Regions from separate parts of the Homo sapiens genome. Here region 1 is linked to region 2. Evidence: chromatin loops called from intact Hi-C (ENCODE). Cell type or tissue: gastrocnemius medialis. All regions are shown on one strand. Links, peaks and the distances in the headings refer to the core of each region. The heading gives the core; the rest is flanking DNA.

The links. A loop is a pair of places that touch in the nucleus more often than their neighbours do. Peaks named below come from ENCODE experiments on the same cell type or tissue, not always from the same donor. Only the 100,000 strongest peaks of a DNase experiment are listed, where the experiment ranks them.
Region 1: a loop joins it to region 2, with 6 times the contacts of the local background. A loop is called at or near these places in 2 of 110 quality-filtered maps.

The regions. Positions count from the first base shown.
Region 1 is chr12:48,521,906-48,533,386 of GRCh38, forward strand. It overlaps OR8S1 (olfactory receptor family 8 subfamily S member 1), which reads left to right and starts at 3,727. Exons shown (of 1, transcript NM_001390849.1): 1 at 3,727-4,665. The coding sequence starts at 3,727. The coding sequence ends at 4,665. RefSeq lists a silencer at 4,232-4,432. In gastrocnemius medialis, for the core only: no CTCF peak of the experiment used is centred there; no DNase peak of the experiment used is centred there.
Region 2 is chr12:48,607,553-48,619,033 of GRCh38, forward strand. No RefSeq gene overlaps it. Among named protein-coding and RNA genes, the nearest start is that of SNORA2C, 41 kb to the right of the region's middle. In gastrocnemius medialis, for the core only: no CTCF peak of the experiment used is centred there; no DNase peak of the experiment used is centred there; H3K27me3 peaks cover 251 bases.

The DNA of each region.
Region 1 (11,481 bases), core at 1,767-9,766, 86 kb before region 2:
TTTTATTCAGTCCAATTAATTAATCTCCTGTTTTAAAAAATAACCCACAAAAGAGTAGATAATAACAATTGCTCATGATGGTTTATTAAAGCAAAAACCACTATAACACTTTCAATATACATTATTCAACTGCAACATACACACATATACACATGATCAAAGAGGTATGCATACATTTTTATATATGGGGATATACATTTTATATATAAGTATGCACTTTATATATTTACATATATAAATCTTATCAAATTTCAAGGAACTCTTAAATATACACATACATACATATATAAATTCTTAGATACATCTATGAATAAATGTTCTAATCAATAGATGAATAAAAATTAAAAACTTTAAATTCCTTACCAACAAGGAAAGCAAATGTTTTAAAAAATTGATTGATTATTCTAAATATCCTTAAGTTGTATTTGTTTTGCTTAGTTAATAAGTTGAGCCGAGTGCAGTGGCTCATGCTTGTGATGCCAGCACTTTGGGAGGCCAAGTTGAGTCCAGGAGTTTGAGACCAGCCTGAGTAATGTGGCAAAACCCTGTCTTTACTAAAAACACAAAAAATTAGTTGGGTGTGATGGCGCATGCCTACAGTCGCCCAGCTACTCAGGAGGCTGAGGTGGGAGAATCACCTGAGCCCAGGAAGTCAAGGCTGCAGTGAGCCGTGTTTGCACCACTGTACTCCAACCTGGGAAATGGGAGTGAGAGCCTCTCTCAAAAATAAATTGGCAAGGGACAGTAGGAAATAATCTTTTGCCAGAGAGTCTAGTTTGAATAAAAACATTATACCTCATTGTAAATAAATAAATACAAATTTTCATTTATACTACAGTCTGTTACTACTTATGACTCTAATAAACTATTAAACCAATGCTTCCCTAAATATCCCTATTCTGACCAATCAAACTGTAACAGGTTCCTGTGTAGCCATCAAAATGGATCGATCAAAGAAAATATATTTGAACAGACTTTATGCAAATGAATGTTTGTGAGCTTGTGAACTTTTTTCTTTTTAACTATTTGATCAAAAAATCATTTTTCACAACAAATTTGCCTGGAGGTGATTTCACCTGAGAAGTCCCAGAGAGACTAGGCTTTAGAATGTCAGTTGAAAACTATTTCTTTCCTGCTTGGGGAACAAAACACCATTTTCAACTCCCACTAGATTCTAAGGATTTAGATTTAATGATTATAGGCCATTGCATCAATCTAGATGTTCCAAAGGCCACACCTAGGAGATCCCCATTGGTCCTTATAACAATCAATGTTATTAAAGTTCTTTCTTATTAAATCTGACTTCGTATTGTGACTACAGAACATAAAAGCTGTTCTCCTGTCCAACAAAGGCAATCACCTGAACCGGCAACCTTAACATAGCTGCACTGCAGATTGGTTAAACCAAACTATACTGCATATAAATGAGACATTGGTTTCAGAAACAGGAAAACTAAAGGATATTTTAGAACCTTTGAAAAAAGGACCTGCCCTATGGCTATTTAACTTATTAGTGTAGAATTCACTAAAGCATTTTATCATCAATAGGACTTTATAAACTCAACCATGAAACAATATTTTAAAAGTAACCTTCTCCAGTTCATTGTTATTTTTAGCAGAGGCAGCTAAATAAAAATCCTGCAGCCAAGTTGGAGAGAAGATTGCCGTACTGGACAGGATGTACAGGCAATCTGTATTTGGGGCATGGGAAGGATTTTGAGGCTGAGTTTCTAGATTAAGATTTAATTAGTAAAGATTCAGATGTCCCCCTTGGCTGGGCTTTGAACTCATCAGGAATAGCCAGGACCAGGAAACTGATGGGGACATCATAATGAGTCCTATGGGTGACCCAAGGTCAGACTTAGGATGTAAGGCCAAAGCTGGGAGTTATGAGTAAACATTCACTGTTCAAGGAAATAGAGCACTGTTGTAACCCAGACCTGAAGACTCATGAAATACATACTTGAGGGCCATGAGGGAGAACACATTCTGGCCATAAGGGAGAAATCTGGCCATAAGGGAGAAATGATCAGAGAATAGTGGGACAGGACATCCCCCTGTAAGGTAGGGATTACCAGCAGCAGGCATTTCCAGCAGAAACTAGATGCTCAGAGTCCAACTTTGCAGTCCTACAAGATGAATTCCCAACTTTTTTCCTATTGTCTGAGACAGTGGTCCAGAATCTGCAGTACTGCACAGAATCCTGGCTGTTGCTACACCCTATATACCCACTCATGTATTCCTGTATCATGAAATCCTTTCAAGTCTTCCTCTTGCTTACTTGTCCAGAGATTCCAGGCATTCCTGGGATACACATCTTCCCTAGTAATTATATCGAAGATTCCCCTAGGTGTCTACATGAGTCCCAACCAACTTCTCTCCCACTTGTCATGTCTGGAGTCTGCTAGCAATACCTATTAGGAGGAATTACATGCCCTCCTTTCTGAATGACAGCATCCACAGTAACTGCAAAGTGGCTTATCTCTTAAAAAAAAAAAAAAAGCCTCCACACCAAAATAATTCCTCACCTCCTGTTTTTCTTCTAATTGAGGTAATGAGCAGGAGTGGGCTTCTACCAGTAATGATTTCAATGTGATTTTCTTACTAAAGGCACAAAGTAAGAATAACAACAGCAGCATTAGCAGAAACAACTTTGATTTTTGATAGTGCTTCACCCTATAGGAGAATTTATCTGAGTTTTATCTAGACTTACAAACTTAATAAATAATTTTAATAATAACAAATGTCAATGAACAGTTAGGAGTAGGTAGTTTGAAGCGCCTTATATATAATCTCATACTTAATCCTCAAAACCTTACATAGTACTATTATATGCATTTTATATGCTAAGAAATTGAGATACAGAGCTTTGTGTATATTGTACAAGTCATATAGCTAATTAATAGTACAGCTGGAATGTGAACGTAGTCTGACACAGGAGTCCACTTAGCCATTGATCTGTGTGGCTCAATTATACTCTAAGCATCAGCTTTTCAGAACTACCCATGTTTTACTGAACATGACTTGATTTTTCCTCAGTCTTGAGTGTTCGAACACATTCTTCATGCCAATTAATTGTCTCTTTGATATTTATTTTCCTAGGTCAATCATATGCTTGCTTTCTCTTTTTTTTTTTTTTTTTTTTTTTGAGACAGAGTTTCGCTCTTGTTGCCCAGACTGGAGTACAATGGCACAATCTCAGCTCACCACAACCTCCACCTCCCAGGTTCAAGTGATTCTCCTGCCTCAGCCTCCCAAGTAGCTGGGATTACAGGCGTGAGCCACCACGCTCAGCTAATTTTGTATTTTTAGTAGAGACAGGGTTTCTCCATGTTGGTCAGGCTGGTCTCGAACTCCGGACCTCAGGTGACCCACCCGCCTCGGCCTCCCAAAGTGCTGGGATTACAGGCATGAGCCACCGCGCCCGGCCAATCATATGCTTTCTTTAAAAATGTGTTCAAATTTCTTCAATGTATTATCATTACTGACCCCTATATAAATCAAAATTTGAGCTCTCTTCATATTAATTACACTGTTACAATTTCTTGTTTTCACATCCATGTTCTTCAGTGGACCATTTAAAGAGCAAAGACTACACCTCAATCACCTTTATGTTCCATGTGACCGATATGAAAAGAGAATCAGTACCATGAGAAAACTGTCTGGAGTAATCTTGACTTGGCTGCTATGATTTTACGAGTTATTTCTAGGGAGTAGCCTTTGTAAATGGCCTTGGGGAATCACAGCACCATCACCGAGTTCCTCCTCCTTGGGCTGTCTGCCGACCCCAACATCCGGGCTCTGCTCTTTGTGCTGTTCCTGGGGATTTACCTCCTGACCATAATGGAAAACCTGATGCTGCTGCTCATGATCAGGGCTGATTCTTGTCTCCATAAGCCCATGTATTTCTTCCTGAGTCACCTCTCTTTTGTTGATCTCTGCTTCTCTTCAGTCATTGTGCCCAAGATGCTGGAGAACCTCCTGTCACAGAGGAAAACCATTTCAGTAGAGGGCTGCCTGGCTCAGGTCTTCTTTGTGTTTGTCACTGCAGGGACTGAAGCCTGCCTTCTCTCAGGGATGGCCTATGACCGCCATGCTGCCATCTGCCGCCCACTACTTTATGGACAGATCATGGGTAAACAGCTGTATATGCACCTTGTGTGGGGCTCATGGGGACTGGGCTTTCTGGACGCACTCATCAATGTCCTCCTAGCTGTAAACATGGTCTTTTGTGAAGCCAAAATCATTCACCACTACAGCTATGAGATGCCATCCCTCCTCCCTCTGTCCTGCTCTGATATCTCCAGAAGCCTCATCGCCTTGCTCTGCTCCACTCTCCTACATGGGCTGGGAAACTTCCTTTTGGTCTTCTTATCCTACACCCGTATAATCTCTACCATCCTAAGCATCAGCTCTACCTCGGGCAGAAGCAAGGCCTTCTCCACCTGCTCTGCCCACCTCACTGCAGTGACACTTTACTATGGCTCAGGTTTGCTCCGCCATCTCATGCCAAACTCAGGTTCCCCCATAGAGTTGATCTTCTCTGTGCAGTATACTGTAGTCACTCCCATGCTGAATTCCCTCATCTATAGCCTGAAAAATAAGGAAGTGAAGGTAGCTCTGAAAAGAACTTTGGAAAAATATTTGCAATATACCAGACGTTGAGTTAAAAAACAAACATTGTTGGCCGAGCACTGTGGCTCATGCCTGCAGCAGGAGGATTGCTTGAGCTCAGGAGTTCGAGATTAGCTTGGCCAACATGGTGAAACCCTGTCTCCAAAAAAAAAAAAAAATAGGCCGGGCATGGTGGTGTGCACCTGTAATTCCAGTTACTTGGAAGGCTGAGGGAGGAGGATCACTTGAGCGTGGGAGGTCAAGGCTGCAGTGAGCTGAGATTGCACCACTGCACTCCAGCCTGGGCAACAGAGCAAGACCCTGTCTCAAAAAAAAAAGATTTTGGAAAATTTAGGTCAAGCTGCATACAACATGACACTGGATAAGTTTATAGTAGTAAGTATTCCTGGCTACCCTCAGTGTCTGATACTGCAAGCTGTAAATTAGAAGTGCATGAGAGAATGGTACAAAGTTATTACAAGTAGGAAGGTTAACTTTAATCCCTCTTAGTGACAAAGCAAATTATTAAATTATTACCTCAATAAAGTTTTGTTATGAACATATTGATTCATTTTTCTCATTCTAAAACATTCATCTTGGGCTTTGCATTTAGTAAAATCATTAGCGTCGCAAATCTATCATTATTTTTAATTTACTTTGGTGAACACACTAAAAGTCATGGCATTTAATAAGAACACAGTGTCATGGATGCGTGGGAGAGAAAAGTCACTAGATAAGACTTGATGGGAAGAAAGAGAAAGATTTCCAACCGTGTGGCCATAGAAGACATAAACACCTAAGAGAACTTCAGAGAGGGAATCAACATACTGAGGCAGAACTTGGACTCAGATAAAATTCCCAAGAACTTCACTGTGTGTGCAGCTTGGTGGCCAGCTCTCCGGTGCAAAAGATTGCAAGGAGGCTCTGTGGCTCTAGAAACTTCATTCCTCACATGGTCTTCATTCACTGTATACGGGATTTATATTTTTTCCAATTAGCTGATCTTATCAGTGTGTCTTTTCCTTGTAGAGTGCAGGCTATGTACCCTAGACAAATAATCTTGTTTTGACCTCATCTCAAGTGAATCCTGAAACTATCTTTGTCTCATCTTTCATTGTTTAGTGTCAGGTGGTTTGCCGGTTCTAAGGGCACTGAAAAACTCTCACGTAATAAACATTTTTTCCTATAAAACAAATGCTTCTGATTTGTTTAAGCTATATTTTACAATTGCCTAACTTACTGTAGTTAACTGAAAAGGTGCAAAAACTATCTACAAATTATTGAATTTATTGAATATTAACTTGCACTTTTCTCAAGCTTCTTTCACAAACTCTCTTCGTTCTAATTGTCAGTTTTAAAAGCTTTTCATGAAAAAAACGTATCTGTTACAAGGGGGAAAGAAGCCTCCGGGACAGCAGTCATTTGCCTCAGCTGCACAAAGGCCAGGCCAGATGGAAGAGACCAGCCTTCACCGAAGGCCGCAGGGAGCCCGGACACCCGGAGCTGAGCATTCCGGTCACGCCTCAACCCCAAGGGGCCTGCGCATGCTCCGCGCTGCGCGCGGCGCCCACGGCCCTGCCCTGATACGCAGGAGCCCCGGGATAGAGAAACCCAGATGAAAACACAAGCCCAGTGAGATGTTGGCCTCCTCATCTGCTACCCTCGCCGTCACCTCTGCGCACCAAGCCTTCTGTCCCGGAGAAGAAGCCGTATTTGGTCTCCCTCGATGGGCGAGACCGGGGCCACGCGGGCACCGTGATCCCGCCACTGCATCCCGGGGACCCGCCGCTCATCCTGGAGCGGCTCAGGGCCGTTTAGCAGCTTCCGCAGGTGCTGCCTGGCCCCCGTAGACACCAAGCCAGCTTATCAAAATTAAGGCAGAAGGCCCAGCATTCGGTGTCCACACACCTGGACAAGCAGGAATGGAATCCTACAATGCGCAAAAACTGATTGCGAAGTGGCCTGAGGCAGAGTGTTTTTCAGTCAGGGACGTTGAAAGCTGGAGTTGACGGGGTTCTTTATCAGATGGTGGATCCAGAACTAAACCACATCCCCAGGCCACCAGTGGAATGAGCAATTCACGAGATCCTGGGCGCCCAGAAGACAGCAATGGTGCCAGTGCCCCCTCCAGAGCCCAAAGACCAGTACCCTCCAGCCTTCCATCTCAGGGCGCTTCCCAAGAATATGTCCCACCCGTTTTGAAAGCTCCATTTGAGTTAATGGTGAAGAAGTAGCTTCGGTTACATGGTTACATAAGAGTGCAACTTCAGAATGAAGATAGGCCGAGGTCTCACTGATTTCGGTATTTCAGCCTTGACTGTGGGCAGTGTCCAGTTTGAACGGGGAGAGAGTTTGACGTTGGGGAAGTTGACTGTGTTGTCCCCTTCGTTGTGCCGCCATTTGACCAGCCTGTCCAAAGGTACAACGCCCAGTAGACACTACAGGGAGATAGAGAGACACTGCAGCAACCTGAGGTTGTCCTGAGACAAACTTTTATACTTGAACATGGAGACTGCACATGGATTTTGGGTTTGTGCTCTGTAATACACAAAAGCTACAATTAAAGAACATAACCAGTCCCAAAGATAATTTCAAAGAATAACGGCAATTTAAGAGGTAGCTGGAAGTGGGGATTTGACAGTGCTTATTTGACGTTACTTCTCAGAGTTGCAAACTAAAATGTACAAACCGTTAGCATCAGATATCTTGATGGTTGAAGGTTGTTATGACCTTCCTGTACATGAATCTTTTACGTTCCCTTTCCCTTGTAAGAGGTGACAAAACATGGAACCCTAGAATGTGTGAGGAAGCTTGGACATTAGGTATAAGGAAAAACATTTGCAAGCTGTCTGTCCAGGGCCTCTTCCTGTCCTGCAAGGGCTGGTGAGTCTTGGGTGTGTTTAGTTTATTCTCATGTTTGTGTTATTTGAAAAAGTGAATGGTCAATAAATGGCTTCAGATTTATAATAAAATCATTTGATACTAAAAGAAAGAAATTTCACTAGGAATTTATCCTGAGTAAATCATCATGAATATGCACAAATGTATTTTTACAAAGATGTTTATTTCAATACTATTTATAGAGGTTAAAATTTTTGTAGCAATCGCCGGGCACGGTGGCTCACACCTGTAATCCCAGCACTTTGGGAGACCGAAGTAGGCAGATCACCTGAGGTCGGGTTCAAGACCAGCCTGACCAACACGGAGAAACCCCTTCTCTACTAAAAATACAAAATTAACCAGTCACGCTGATGCATGCCTGTAGTCCTAGCTATTCGGGAGACTGAGGCAGGAGAATCGCTTGAACCTGGGAGGCGGAGGTTGCGGTGAGCCGAGGTCATGTCATTGCACTCGGCAACAAGAGGGAAACTCCAATGCAAAAAAAAAAAAAAATTGTAGCAATCTAGATGTCTAACAATATGGTTTTTGTTACATATATTCTACTACATCCAGAGAAATATTTCATTACACGGAAACATTCATGATATACACTGTTAAGTTTTAAAAAAGTATATCACAACTCAACATGTAAAGTACAATCTGATTTACGTTTTTATAACTATATTTATTTCTGTCTGTATAACTATGTCATTGTAAATTTATCTATCTACCTATCCATGTTTATATCTGTCATTATTGATATTGCCACAGAAAAAAATAGACACCTCCAAATATTCATTTCTTAATAATGTACAAAATAAAAAATACCCTCATCTGGCCATTGATATTTCACAAATGGTGTCTCCTCTCAACTGATACGCCAGAATACCCTAAACACACTATATATTCCAAACACAACAATTCAAGGCCTGATTTGCTTTCTTTGGCCTAAGATGAGGCATCAGTTAAAACCCCAAGTCAAGCTTCCTATGGTGAAGGAGAGTAGAAATACCTGAACCCTGGACTTGAAGTTGGTTATAGTCAGCGCACAGATGTCACAGGAGGATAGTGATTGAGAGAAAGATACCAACAGACCCAAATTCCTTTTAGCATAAGTAAAAGACATTAGATCATAACTGCATGAAGACATGTCTACAATTCTAGAGGCTCAGCAATGGTCTCCCCATTGCAGGGGCAATGCCCTTGAACTTCAATGCTCACATAACCCCACTGCTTACTATACCGCCCTTCAGTAAAAAGACCCCATCTAGTCCTTAAGGAAACTCTTCTTGTAATTCTCTCAAGGGTTTTTATGTTGTGGCCTCCAGAAATATGAGGAGACCTTGGCTATATATTGACCCTCCCAAGAAGTATAAATAACTGTTGACAATCCTAGCATATACCTGAGTGCTTATTAATGAGAGATTGAATTTATAGGGAATTTCTGAGCATTAATTTCCCAGATACACCGTCACCTTAAGAGGCCTGAAGTTTCCTCCTACAAGACAGATGACAAAAAGGGTGCAAATATACTAGAGACAAAACCACGCAAAGTAATAGTTCATGCTGAGGTTTTTCAATATTATTCTAGCTTCATTGCACTATTTGCTGTTTTACTATTAAAGCCTTTGCAAACTATAAAATTTCTTCTGTCTTTTATCCTCATAAAACATATCACACTTAAAAAGTATGTACTAAACATGTACATTCCAGTTAAAGAATGATTACAAATGAATGTACATGTACCCACTACCCAGCTTTAAGAATTATTCATTTTATTCCAGGCATGGTGGCTCACACCTGTAATCCCAGCACTTTGGGAGGCCAAGGCAGGCAGATCACGAGGTCAGGAGATCGAGACCATCCTGGCTAACATGGTGAAACCCCGTCTGTACCAAATATACAAAAAATTAGCCGGGTGTTGTGGCGGGCGCCTGTAGTCCCAGCTACTTGGGAGGCTGAGGCAGGAAAATGGCGTGAACCCAGGAGGCAGAGCTTGCAGTGAGCCAAGATCGCTCCACTGCACTCCAACCTGGGCGACAGAGCGAGACTCCGTCTCAAAAAAAAAAAAAAAAAAGTTATTCATTTTACCACCCCTCCTCTACTACCCAAAACTAATCACTACCCTGGATTTGTTCATCATTCCCCTTGCTTTGTCGGGGATCAGAACATGATACCCCAAAATGTGGCACTTTAGCATACTGAGTATTTTAAGCAGAAGGAAACAGAAAACCCCAGAATCAGGAAGATCACTCTCTGAACTTCTCCCACCTTTCTTCTTTGAAGAAGGTAATTAGAAAAATTCTCTGACCTATGTCCCCTGAAAGTAGGTCATAAGACCCTCACTCCAGAGGAGTCTTGCCAAGAAGAATCTGAAGCCGTTAACTACCATTAGATCACACCCCTTTGTCCTCCAATCATTCTTCTGTGTGACTGTCCATAAGAATACACAGTTTTCCCTGGGTTTTGGGGTCTTCATTTCTGAAGACTCCAATGTCACATAAAAGTTATATTAAATAAATTTGTATGCTCTTGTTATTCAGTCTTTTGATATAGGGGTATCAGCCAAGAACCTTGTGATAGATGAGAAAAGGATATTACTTTTTCTCTCTTACAATTTTCTTTAAATAATTTAGTTTTATCTGGTTCTGAAGTTTAGATAAATAAAATTATATTATAAGTATTATTGTGACTTGCTTCTTTTCACTCACAGGAAATTATCACCAGACCTAACTATGCTAATTATCAAGAAGACCTAACTATGCTGAATACCTATGCACCCAGATTCATAAAGCAAATATCCTTTTGCTTTAAATTTGCATAAAGCAAATTCTTAGAGACCTGCAAAGAGACTTAGATAACTGCACAATAATAGTGGGAGACTTCAACCGTCCATTGATAGTATTAGACAGATCATCAAGGCAGAAAACTAATAAAAAGATATTCAGGACCAGAACTTGACACTTGATCAATTGGACCTAATACACATCTGCAAAACTCTCCACACAAAAGCAACAGAATATACATTCTTCTCATCGCCACATGACACATACTCTAAAATTGACCATAAAATCGGACATAAAACAATCCTCAGCAAATGAGAAAGAACCAAAATCATACCAACCACAATCTTTCTATAAAAAAAGAAATCAGTACTAAGAAGATTGCTCAAAACCATACAATTATGTGGAAATTAAACAAACTGCTCCTGAATGACCTTTAGGTAAACAATAATATTAAGGCAGAAATCAAGAAATTTTTTGAAACTAATGAGAACAAAGATACAACATACCAGAATCTCTGGGGCACAGTTAAACAATGTTAAGAGTGAAGTTTATGGTGCTAAACACCCACATCAAAAAGTAGAAAGATCTCAAATTAAAACCTAACATCACACCTAGAGGAACTAGAGGAACAAGAGCAAACAAACCACAAAGCTAGAGGAAGGCAAGATCAGAGCTGAACTGAAGGAAATTGAGATGAAAAAAGCATACAAAAGATCAATAAATCCAGGAGATTGTTTTTTGAAAGAATAAATAAAATAGATAGACTACTAGATAGAATAATAAAGAAAAAAAGACAAGATCCAAGTAAACACAATCAGAGATGCCAAAGGGCACGTTACCACCAACCCCACAAAAATATATATATATAAAAAAGACTGCTATGAACACTTCTATGCACACAAGCAAAAAACCTAGGAAAAACAGATATGTTCCTGGATGCATATACCCTCCCAAGACTGAACCAGGAAGAAATTAAATCCCTGAACAGATGAATAATAAATTGCAAAATTGAATGAGTAATAAAAAGCCTATGAACCAGAAAAATCCCAGGATGAGGCAGATTGAAAGCTGAATTCTACCAGATGTATAAAGAAGAGCTGGTATGATTCCTACTGAAGCTAATGCAAAAAAAAAAAAAAAAAAGAGGAACAGGGACTCCTCTCTAATTCATTCTATGAGGCCAACATTATTCTTATGCCAA
Region 2 (11,481 bases), core at 1,654-9,653:
TCACCTCCCACCTTCAACACTGAGGATTTCAATTTGACACGAGATTTGGTGGGGACATAGATCCAACCCATGTCATATAGCCTGAGAATAAGTCTAGAAATCGAATACTGTAGTTATCCAACTTTGTTTTCTTTTTCAAAATATTTCTAGTTATGCAAGACACTTTGATTTCCATGTAAGTTTTAGGATTCTCTTGCTAATTTTTACCCAAAAAAAGCCCAATGAATTTTTTATTTGAGGTTATATTAAATATATAGATCTATTTGTGGAGAATTGACTTAACAATATTGAGTCTTCCAATCCATTAACATGGTATGTTTCTCCATTTATTTAGGCCTTCTTTTCTTCAACTTTATTTTATATTAAGGGGGTATATGTGCAGATTTGTTACTTGGGTGTATTGCATGATATTAAGGTTTGGGGTATAAATAATCCCATCACCCAGGTACTGAGCATAGTACCCAATAGTTAGTTTTTCAACTCCTGCCCCCTTTCCTTCCTTCCCCCTCTAGTAGTCCTCAGTTTCCATTGTTGTCTTTATGTCCATGAGTACCCAATGTTTAGCTCTCACTTATAAGTGAGAACATGTGGTATTTGATTTTCTGTTCCTGCATCAATTCACTTTAGATAAGGTAGGCCTTCTTTAATGTCAATGTTTTGTCATTTCCAGTGTATAACTCTTACCCACATTTTGTTATATTTATCCATGTGATATTACGCTATTTTAAATAACTTTAAATTTTATTGTACAGTTGTTTTTGCCAGTTAATAGACATAAAGTTAATTTCTGTATATTTACCTTATATTCTGCAACATTCAAAACTCTTCTAGTTCTGGTATGTATTTGTAGCTTCCTTAGTATTTTCTATATACACGATCATGTCATCTGCAAATAAAGACTAATGTAGTCAGAGTTTTTATTTTAAGTGGGTTTTCAAATTTTCAAATGTTTTGCCTGCATTTATGAGTTTTATCCTCTGTTCTTTCATGTGCTAAATAACATTGACTTATTTTTTAAATGTTAAAACTATTTTGCATTCCTGAAATAAACCACACTTGATCATGATATATGATCATATTTTTACATTACTGGAATTAATTTGTTAAAATTTTGTTAAGAATTTTTTATCTGTGTTTGTGAAGTATAATCTGTAATTTTACTGTTTTCATGTCTTTGTAAGGTTTGGTATTAAGACTATTCTGGTCTCAAAAAACAGGTTAAAGAATGTTCTCTCCTACTCTAGTTTCTGAGAGTTTCTATAGGATTAGTATTATTTCTTCCTTAAAATTTGATAAAAATTTACCAGTGAAGCTATCTGTGTCTGCAGTTTTCACAGTGGGAATCTTTTTAATTGTGAATTTAATTTATTTTCTTTTAATATGTAAGTGTTTTTTCTTCAACTTTCGTTTTACCTTCAGGGGTACATGTACAGGATGTGCAGGTTTGTTACATAGGTAAACGTGTGCCATGTTGATTTGCTGCACGGATCATTCCATCAACCAGGTCTTAAGCCCAGCATCCATTAGCTATTACTCCTGATGCTCTCCCACCCCCCACCTCACCCCCTGACAGGCCCCAGTGTGTGTTGTTCCCCACCATGTGTCCATGTGTTCTCATCATTCAGCTCCCACTTATAAGTGAGAACAGGTGGTGTTTGGTTTTCTACTCCTGCATTAGTCTGCTGAGGATAATGGCTTTCCATCCACGTCCCTGCAAAGGACACGATTTTGTTCTTTTTTATGACCTCATAGTAGTCCACGGTGTATATGTACCACATTTTCTTTATCCAGTCTATTAATGGGATTTAGGTTGATTCCATTACTTTGCTACTGTGAATAGTGCTGCTATGAACATACTTGTGCATGTGTCTGTATAATAGAATGATTTATATTTCTTTGGGTATATACCCAGTAATGGGATTGCTAGTTTGAATGGTATTTCTGTCTCTAGGTCTTTGAAAAATTGCCACAGTGTCTTCCACAATGGTTGAGCTAATTTACACTCCCATCAACAGTGTAAAAGTGTTCCTTTTTCTCTGCAACCTTGCCAGCATCTGCTGTTTTGGGTTTTTTTGTTTTTTTGTTTTTGTTTTTTACTTTTTAATAATAGCTTTTCTGACTGGTGTTTGATGACATCTCATTGTGGTTTTGATTTGCATTTCTCTAGTGATCAGTGATGTTGAGCTTTTTTTTAATGTTTCTTGGCCACATGTGTGTCTTCTTTTGAGAAGTGTCTGTTCATGTCCTTTGCCCACTTTTTAATTGGGTTGGCTTTTGTTTTGTTGTTGTTGTTGTTGTTTGTAAATTTAAGTTCCCTGTAGACTCTCAATATTAGTTCTTTGTCAGATGGAGAGATTGCAAAAATTTTCTCCCATTCTGTAAGTTGTCTGTTTAATGATAGTTTCTTTTGCTGTGCAGAAGATCTTTAGTTTAATTAGATTCCATTTGTCAATGTTTGCTTTTGTTGCAATTGCTTTTGGCTTCTTCGTCATGAAATCTTTGACCATGCCTATGCCCAGAATGGTATGGCCTAGATTTTTCTTCTAGGGATTTTGTAGTTTTGGGTTTTACTTTTAAGTCTTTAATCCATCTTGAGTTAATTTTTGCATATATTGTAAGGAACGGACCCAGTTTCAATTTTTGTCATATGGCTAGCCAGCTCTCCTAGCACCATTTATTAAATAGGGAATCCTTTCCCCATTGCTTGTTTTTGTCAGGTTTGTCAAAGATCAGATGGTTTTAGGTGTGCAGTTGTATTTCTGAGCTCTCTATTCTGTTTCATTGGTCTATGAGTCTATTCTTGTACCAGTACCATGCTGTTTTATTTACTATAGGCTTGTAGTATAGTTTAAAGTTGGGTAGTGTGATGCCTCCAGCTTTATTCTTTTTGCTTAGAATTGTCTTGGCTATTTAGTCTCTTTTTGGGTTCCATATGAATTTTAATATAGTTTCTTCTAATTCTATGAAGAATCTCAATGGTAGCTTAATTGGAACAGCATTGAATCTATAAATTACTTTGGAAAGTATGGACATTTTCACAATATTTATGCTTCCTATCCATAAGCACAGAATGTTTCTCCATTTGTTTGTGTCCTCTATTATTTCTTTGAGTAGTGGTTTGTAGTTTCCTTTAAGAGATCCTTCACCTCCCTTGTTAGCTGTATTCCTAGGTATTTTACTCTTTTTGTAACGATTGTGAATGGGAGTTCATTCATAATATGGCTCTCTGCTTGCCTGTTTTTGGTGTATAGGAATGCTAGCAATTTTTGCACATTGATTTTGTATCCTGAGACTTTGCTGAAGTTGCTTATCAGCTTAAGAAGCTTTTGCGCCAAGACAATGGGGTTTTCTATATATAAGATCATGTCATCTGCAAACAAACATAATTTGACTTCCTCTCTTCCTATTTTGAAAACTCTTTATGTCTTTCTGTTGCCTGATTGCCCTGGCCAGAACTTTCAATACTATGTTAAATAGAAGTGGTGAGAGAGAGTATCCTTGTGTCAGTTTTCAAGGGGAATGCTTCTAGCTTTTGCCTATTCCGTATGGTGTTAGCATGTGGGTTTGTCATAGATGGCTCTTATTATTTTCAGGTATGCACCTTCGATAGCTTGTTCACTGTTTTAAACGTGAAGGGATGTTGAATTTTATTAAAGGCCTTTTCTGCATCTATTGAGATAGTCATGTCGTTTTTGTCTTTAGTTCCATTTATGTGATGAATCATGTTTATTGATTTGTGTATGTTAAACCAAACTTGCATCCCAGGGATGAAGCCAACTTGATCATGGTGGATAAGGTTTTTGATATGCTGCTGGATTCAGTTTGTCAGTATTTTACTGAAGACATTTACATCAATATTCATCAAGGATATTGCCCTGGGGTTTTGTTTTTTTGTTGCATCTCTGCCATGTTTTGGTATCAGGATGATGCTGGCCTCATAAAATAAGTAAGGGAGGAGTCCCTCCTTTTCAATTTTTTGCAGTAGTTTCAGTAGAAATGATACCAGCTCCTCTTCAAACCTCTGGTAGAATTCAGCTGTGAATTTGTCTGGTCCTGGGCTTTTTTTTTCTTTTTTTTTTTTTTTTTTTTTTGGTTGGTAGGCTTATTTATTACTGCCTCAATTTTAAAACTCATTATTGGTCTATTCACAGATTCAATTTCTTCCTGGTTCAGTCTCAGGAGGGTGTACATGTCCAGAAATGTATCCATTTCTTCTAGATTTTTAAATTTTGTTTGTTTGCTTGTTTGTTTGTTTTTTGAGACAGGGTCTTGCCCTGTCACCCATGCTGGTGTGCAGTGGTGTGATCATGGCTCACTGCAGCTTCCACCTTCTGGGTTCAAGAGATCCTCCTGCCTCACCCTCCTTAGTAGCTGGGACTATAGGCATGTGCCACCACACCTGGCTAATTTTTGTATTTTCAGTAGAGATGGGGTTTCACCATGTTGGCCAGTGGAGGCACTGAAAACGTCAGATGCAGAGGTGGATTTTTTTTCTTTTTTTTTTTTTTTGAGATGGAGTTTCACTCTTGTCTCCCAGGCTGGAGTGCAGTGGTGTCATCTTGGCTCATTGGAACCTCCACCTCCAAGTTTCAAGCGATTCTCTTCCCTCAGCCACCCTGGTAGCTGGGACTACAGGCATGCACACTACTCCTGGCTAATTTTTGTATTTTTTGTAGAGACAGGGTTTCCCCATGTTGGCCAGGCTGGTCTCAAACTCCTGACCTCAGGTGATCCACCAGCCTCAGCCACCCAAAATGCTGGGATTACAGGCATGAGCCACTCCAAATGGCATAGATTTTCTAGTTTATATGCATAGTAGTGATTATAGTATTCTCTGATGGTTGTTTGCATTTCTGTGGGGTCAGTGCTGATATCTCCCTTATCACTTCTGATTGTGTTTATTTGAATCATCTCTCTTTTCTTCCTTATTAGTCTATCTATTTTAATAATTTTTTTCAAAAAACCAGCTCCTGGATTCATTGATGTTTTAATGGATTTTTTGTGTCAGTTCAGCTCTCATCCTTCAGTTCAGCTCTTATCTTAGTTATTTCTTGTCTTCCACTAGCTTTGGGGTTTGTTTGCTCTTGGTTCTCTAGTACTTTTAGTTGACATGTTAGGTTGTTAATTTGATGTTTTTCTAGCTTTTTGATGTGGGCATTTAGTGCTATAAATTTCCCGCTTAACATTGCTTTAGCTATGTCCCAGAGATTGTGGTACATTGTCTCTTTGTTCTGATTAGTTTCAAAGAACTTCTTGATTTCTACCTTAATTTCATTATTTACCCAAGAGTCATTCAGGAGCAGGTTGTTCAATTTCCATGTAGTTGTGTAATTTTGAGTGAATTTCTTAATCTTGAGTTCTAACTTGATTACACTGTGGTCTGAGAGGTTGTTATTATTTCAGTTCTTTTGCATTTGCTGAGAAGTGTTTTACTTCCAATTATGTGATCAATTTCAGAGCAAGTGCTGTGTAGCAATGAGAAAGAAGAATGTATACTCTGTTGTTTTGTGGTTGAGTGTGCTGTAGATATCTGTCAGGTCCACTTGATCCAGAGCTGAGTTCATGTCCTGAATATATTTGTTAATTTTCTTTCTCAATGATCTGTTTAATATTGTCAGTGGGGTGTTAACATCTCCCACTATTATTGCGTGGGAGTCTCAGTCTCTTTATAGGTCTCTAAGAACCTGCTTTATTAATCTGGGTGCTCCTATATTGGGTGCACATATGTTTAGGATAATTAGCTCTTCTTTTTGAATTGAACCCTTTACCACTGTGTAATGCCCTTCTTTGTCTTTTTTTATTTTTGCTGGTTTAAAATTAGTTTTGTTAGAAACTAGGATTGCAACCCCTGATTTTTTCTGCTTTCCACTTGCTTGGTAAACTTTCCTCCATCCCTTTATTTTGAGTCTGTGTGTCTTTGCAAATGAGATGTGTCTCTTGAAGACAGCATACCAACGGGTCTTATCTCTTTATCCAGTTTGCCATTCTGTGTCTTTTAATTGGGGCATTTAGCCCATTAACATTTAAGGTTAGTGTTGTTATGTGTGAATTTGATCCTGTCATCATGATGCTAGCTGGTTATTTTGCAGACCTTGTTTATGTGGTTGCTTCATATTGTCACTGGTCTGTGTACTTCACTGTATTTTTATAGTGGCTGGTAGTGGTTTTCTTTTCCATATTTAGTGCTTCCTTCAGGAGCTCTTGCAAGGCAGGCCTGGTGGTGATAAATTCCCTAAGCATTTGCTTCTCTGAAAAGGGTCTTAGTTCTCCTTTGCATATGAAGCTTAGCTTGGCTAGATATAAAATTCCAGGTTGGAAATTCTTTTCTTTAAGAATGTTGAATATTGGCCCTCAATCTCTTCTGGCTTGTATGGTTTCCACTGAGAGGTTTGCTGTTAGTCTGATGGGTTTTCCTTTGTAAGTGACCTAGCCTTTCTTTCTGGCTGCCCTTAACATTTTTTTCTTTCATGTAGACCTTGGAGACTCTGAGGATTATGTGTCTTGGGGTTGATCTTCTCGTGGAGTATCTTACTGGAGTTTTCTGCATTTCCTGAATTTGAATGTTGGTCTGTCTTGCTAGGTTGCAGAAGTTCTCCTGGATGATATTCTGTAGTATGTTTTCCAACTTGGCTCCATTTGCCCCATCTCTTTCAGGTACCCCAATCAGTCATAGGTTAGGTCTTTTTAAACAGTCTCATATTTCTCTGAGGTTTTGTTCATTCCTTTTCATTCTTTTTTGCCTGTCTTATTCAGAAAGATTGTCTTCAAGCTCCGAGATTATTACTATTCTTGTCTGCCTGTCTTATTTCAGCAAGATAGTCTTGAAGCTCTGAGATTCTTTCCTCCACTTGGTCTATTCTGCTACTGATACTTGTGACACATTGTGATGTTCTCATGTTGTGTTTTCAGCTCCATCAGGTCTGTTTTGTTCCGCTCTAAACTGGCTATTCTGGCTATTAGCTCCTGTATTGTTTCATTTTGTATTTTGTAGAGGTGGAGATTTGCTCTGTCACCCAGGCTGGAGTGCAGTGGCCTGATCTCAGCACACTGCAACCACTGCCTCCTGAGTTCACTGGTTCTCCTGCCTCAGCCTCCCAATTAGCTGGGATTACAGGCAAGCACCACTGTGCCCAGCTAATTTTTTTGTATTTTTGGTACAGACAGTTTTCATCATGTTGGCCAGTCTGGTCTCAAACTCCTGACCTCATGATCTGCCTGCCTCAGCCTCCAAAGTCCTGGGATTATAGGCATGAACCACTGCACCCAGCCTCCTATATTGTTTTATCATGATTCTTAGCTTCTTTGCATTGGGTTAGAACATGCTCTTTTAGTTCAGTGAGGTTCATTATTACCCATCATCTGAAGCCTACTTCTGTCAATTCAGCCATCTCAGCCTGAGCCCAGTTTTGTGTCCTTGCTGGAAAAGTGTTGTGGTCATTTGGAGGAAAAAAGGCCCTCTGGCTTTTTGAGTTTTCAGCTTCTTTGCATTGATTCTTCCTCATCTTTGTGGGCTTATCAACCTTGAATCTTTGAGGTTGCTAACCTTTGAACAGACTTCTTGTGGGGTCTTTTTTGTTGATGTTGTTGCTGTTGTTTTCTGTTTGTTTGTTTGCTTGTTTGTTTTTCTCTTAACAGTCAAGCTACACTACTGTAGGGCTTCTGTGGTTTGCTGGGGGTCCACTTCAGACCCTAGTTGCCTTGTTTTTTCCAGTACTTGGAGGTATCACCAGTGAAGGCTGCAAAACAGCAAAGATGGCTGCCAGCTCCTTCCTCTGGAAACTTTGTCCCAGGTGGGTACTGACCTGTTGCTGGCCCAAACACACTGGTAGGAGGTGTCTGGAGACCCCTGTTGGGAGGTCTCACCCAGTCAGGAGGAATGGGATCAGGGACCCACTTAAATAAGCAATCTGTGCCGGGCACAGTGGGCTCATGCCTGTAATCCAACACCCTGGGAGGCCGAGGCAGGTGGATCACGAGGTCAGGAGATCGAGACCATCCTGGCTAACATGGTGAAACCCCATCTCCACTAAAAAAAAACAAAAAAAAAAAATTAGCCAGGTGTGGTGGCAGGTGCCTGTAGTCCCAGCTACTCGGGAGGCTGAGGCAGGAGAATGGCATGAACCTGGGAGGTGGAGCATGCAATGAGCCGAGATCATGCCACTGCACTCCAGCCTGGGGGACAGAGTGAGACTCCGTCTCAAAAATAAATAAATAAATAAGCAATCTGACTGCTTTTTGATAGAGCAGGTGTGCTGCACTGGGGGGAGCCCTTCCTTGTCCAGACTGTTTGTATTCTCCAAAGCCGATAGGCTGGAAAAGACTGAGTCAACCAAACCACAAAGACAGCAGCTGCACCTCCCCCAGGGGCTCTATCCCAGGGAGAGATCAGAGCTTTTTCTGTAGAACCCTAGCTGGAGTGGCTGAAGCTCCCACAGAGAGGTTGCACCCAGTGAGGAAGAATGAACTGGGGTCCCGCTTAAAGAAGCAGTCTGACCACAGTCTGGCAAGGTGGCTGTGTTGCTTTGTGAGGGACTTTTCCTCATCCAGACTTTATATTCTCCAAAACCAGCAGACTGGAATGGCTGAGTCTACCAAACTACAGCAATTATGAGTTTAATTTCTTTTATAGATATAAGATTATTCAGATTTGTATTAATTCTTATGTCATTCTGGTCATTAGCATCTTTCAAGTAATTTAAAAATTTTATTTAAATTGTCAAATGTATTGGCATAAGGTTGTTCATAATACTGCCTTTTAATTCTTTTAATATCTGTAGGGTTTGTAGTGATACCTCTTCTTTTGTTTATTGATATTGATAATTTGTGTTTGTCTGGGTTTAAGTCAATTTAGCTGATAATTTATCAATTTTATTGATTTTTTTCAAAGAGCTAATTTTTTGCCTGTAATCCCAGCAATTTGGAAGGCCAGACCACTTGAGCCTAGGAGTCCAAGACCAGCCTGGGCAACATGGTGAAACCCTGACTCTACAAAAAATCTAAAACATTAGCCAGGCATGGTGGTGTATACCTGTAGTTCCAGCTACCTGGGAGGCTGAGATGGGAGGATCACCTGAGCCCAAGAGGTTGAGGCTGCAGTGAGCCATGATCATATCACTGCACTCCAGCCTGAATGACAGAACAATACCCTGTTTCAAATTTTTAAAAACTAATTTTTGTTTTATTGGTTTTTCTCCTTTATATTCATTGATTTCCATTCTTTGTTATTTTCTCTGTTCTATTTACTCTGAGTCCATCTTGCTTTTCCTGATCTACCTTGTTAAAGTGGAAGCTTAAATTATTGGTTTTAAATATTTATCTTTCTAACATAAGCATTTAAAGACATAAAGTTTCTTCTAAGCACTGATTTAGCAGCATTTCACAATTTTTCATATGTAATTATTATAATTTAGTTCAAAATATTTTCTAATTTCCCTTGTGATTTCTTCCTTTACTCATGGGTTATTTAAACACACATTGCATGCGAGGCACAATGGCTCATGCCTGTAATCCCAGCACTTTGGGAGGCCAAGGCAGGAGAATTTTTTGGGGCCAGGGGTTTGAGACCAGCCTGGGCAATATAGCAAGACCTTGTCTCTACAAAAAAAAAAAAAACTTAATTAAGCAGATATAGTGGCACATGCCTCTAGTCCCAGCCACTCAGGAGGCTGCAACAGGAAGATTATTTGAGTCCAGGAGTTTGAGGTTACAGTAAGCTATGATCACACCACTGCACTGCAGCCTGCGCAACGGAGTGAGACTATGTCTCTCAAAAAATCATAATAATAGGCTGGGCGCACATCTATAATCCCAGCTCACATCTATAATCCCAGCACTTTGGGAGGCCGAGGCGGGTTCATGAGGTCAGGAATTTGAGACCAGCCTGGCCAACATGGTGAAACCCCGTCTGTACTAAAATACAAAAAATTAGCCGGGTGTGGTGGTGTGTCTCTGTAGTCCCAGCTACTCGGGAGGCTGAGGCAAGAGAATCACTTGAACCCAGGAGGCAGAGGTTGCAGTGAGCCGAGATCGCATCACTGCACTCCAGCCTGGTGGCAGAGCGAGCCTCCATCTCAAAAAAAAAAAATCATCATAAAATAAAAGTATGTTGCTTAAATTCTAGATATTTTATTGTTGTTTATTTCTAATTTACTCCCCTTGTGGTAATAGAAAATATTCAGCTTTATCTTAATTCTTTGAAATTTATTGAGTTTTGTTTTATAGCCCAGCATATGGTCTATTTTGGTGAGAAAGTCTTTCTTGCTGTTATACATGAAGTGTACTATAAATGTCAATCATATCAAGTTGGTTGATAGTGTTTTGTAAGTTTTCTACATACATACTGATTTTCTGACTACTCGTTGAATAAATGCTTGAGAGAAGAACGTTGAAATATCCAACTGTAGTCATTTCAGCTCTATCAGTTTTTCCCTCATTCACTTCATTTTGAAGCTCTGTTATTGAGTCCACACACATTTCAGATTGTTCTACCTTCTTGATGAATTTAACTCGTTATCATTATATAAATTCTTATTTATTCCTAGAAAATTTCTTGTTTGGAACTCTATTTTGTCTTACATTAATACAACCACTACAGCTTTCTTTGTTGTTGTTGTTGTTGTTTTACTTTAATCACCTTGACAAGTACAACTTTCTTATGATAATCATTTTCATGACATATTCTCATGTTTATATTTATATTTAAAGTTCATTTATTACAGAACAAAACGCTGGTTACCGGGAGCAGGTGTGAGGAGGAAATGAGGAGATGTATGTCAGAGAATGCAAAGTGGCAGATATATAGGATGAACGAATCTAGAGATCAAATGTACATAAAACATGAGGATCACAGGTAATAAAATTGTACTCTATACGGGATTCAAGCTAAATGAGTATATTTTAGCTGCTCTTGCCACAAAAACAAAAACCATGAGTAACTGCATGAGATGATGGATATGAAAATTTGCTTCACCATAGTCAACCTAAATGAAGATGTTTGCCAGTTTCTTCTACTCAGGAGCTCTTGTGTCTGTCTGCAATGCTGCCGCTTCTCGGGTGCTGTAGAAAGCTGCGGTACTGGAGTTCCACCTAGTGTTTGTCTGTGGTACTGCAGATTCTGGTGCTGGAACAAACCACGTTGATCACCTTTGTCCTTAACCAGCCCCAACCTGAGCACTGTTCCTGTCAGTGCTTAAATTTGGGCAGCTCCCTCAACAGCATCTTCATAAGTCAGAATGTTGGGTGCACATTTCACTCCTTTCCCTTCCCAGGAAGAAGTGGAGAGTTGGAGGTATCCTTCAGATTATGTCATGCCGTGCCAGAGGGAAGGGTGAGTGAATGTCATAAATTTTCCTGCTAAGTTTTGATAGGGTTGCCTTCGCACTCGACTGAGGGGCAAGAACCTATTAACTGATTTCTGGATTCTTCAAACAGGTTTATATATTGTTAAGTTCATGTTCTCATGGAAGAAAGAGGGTCTGGAAT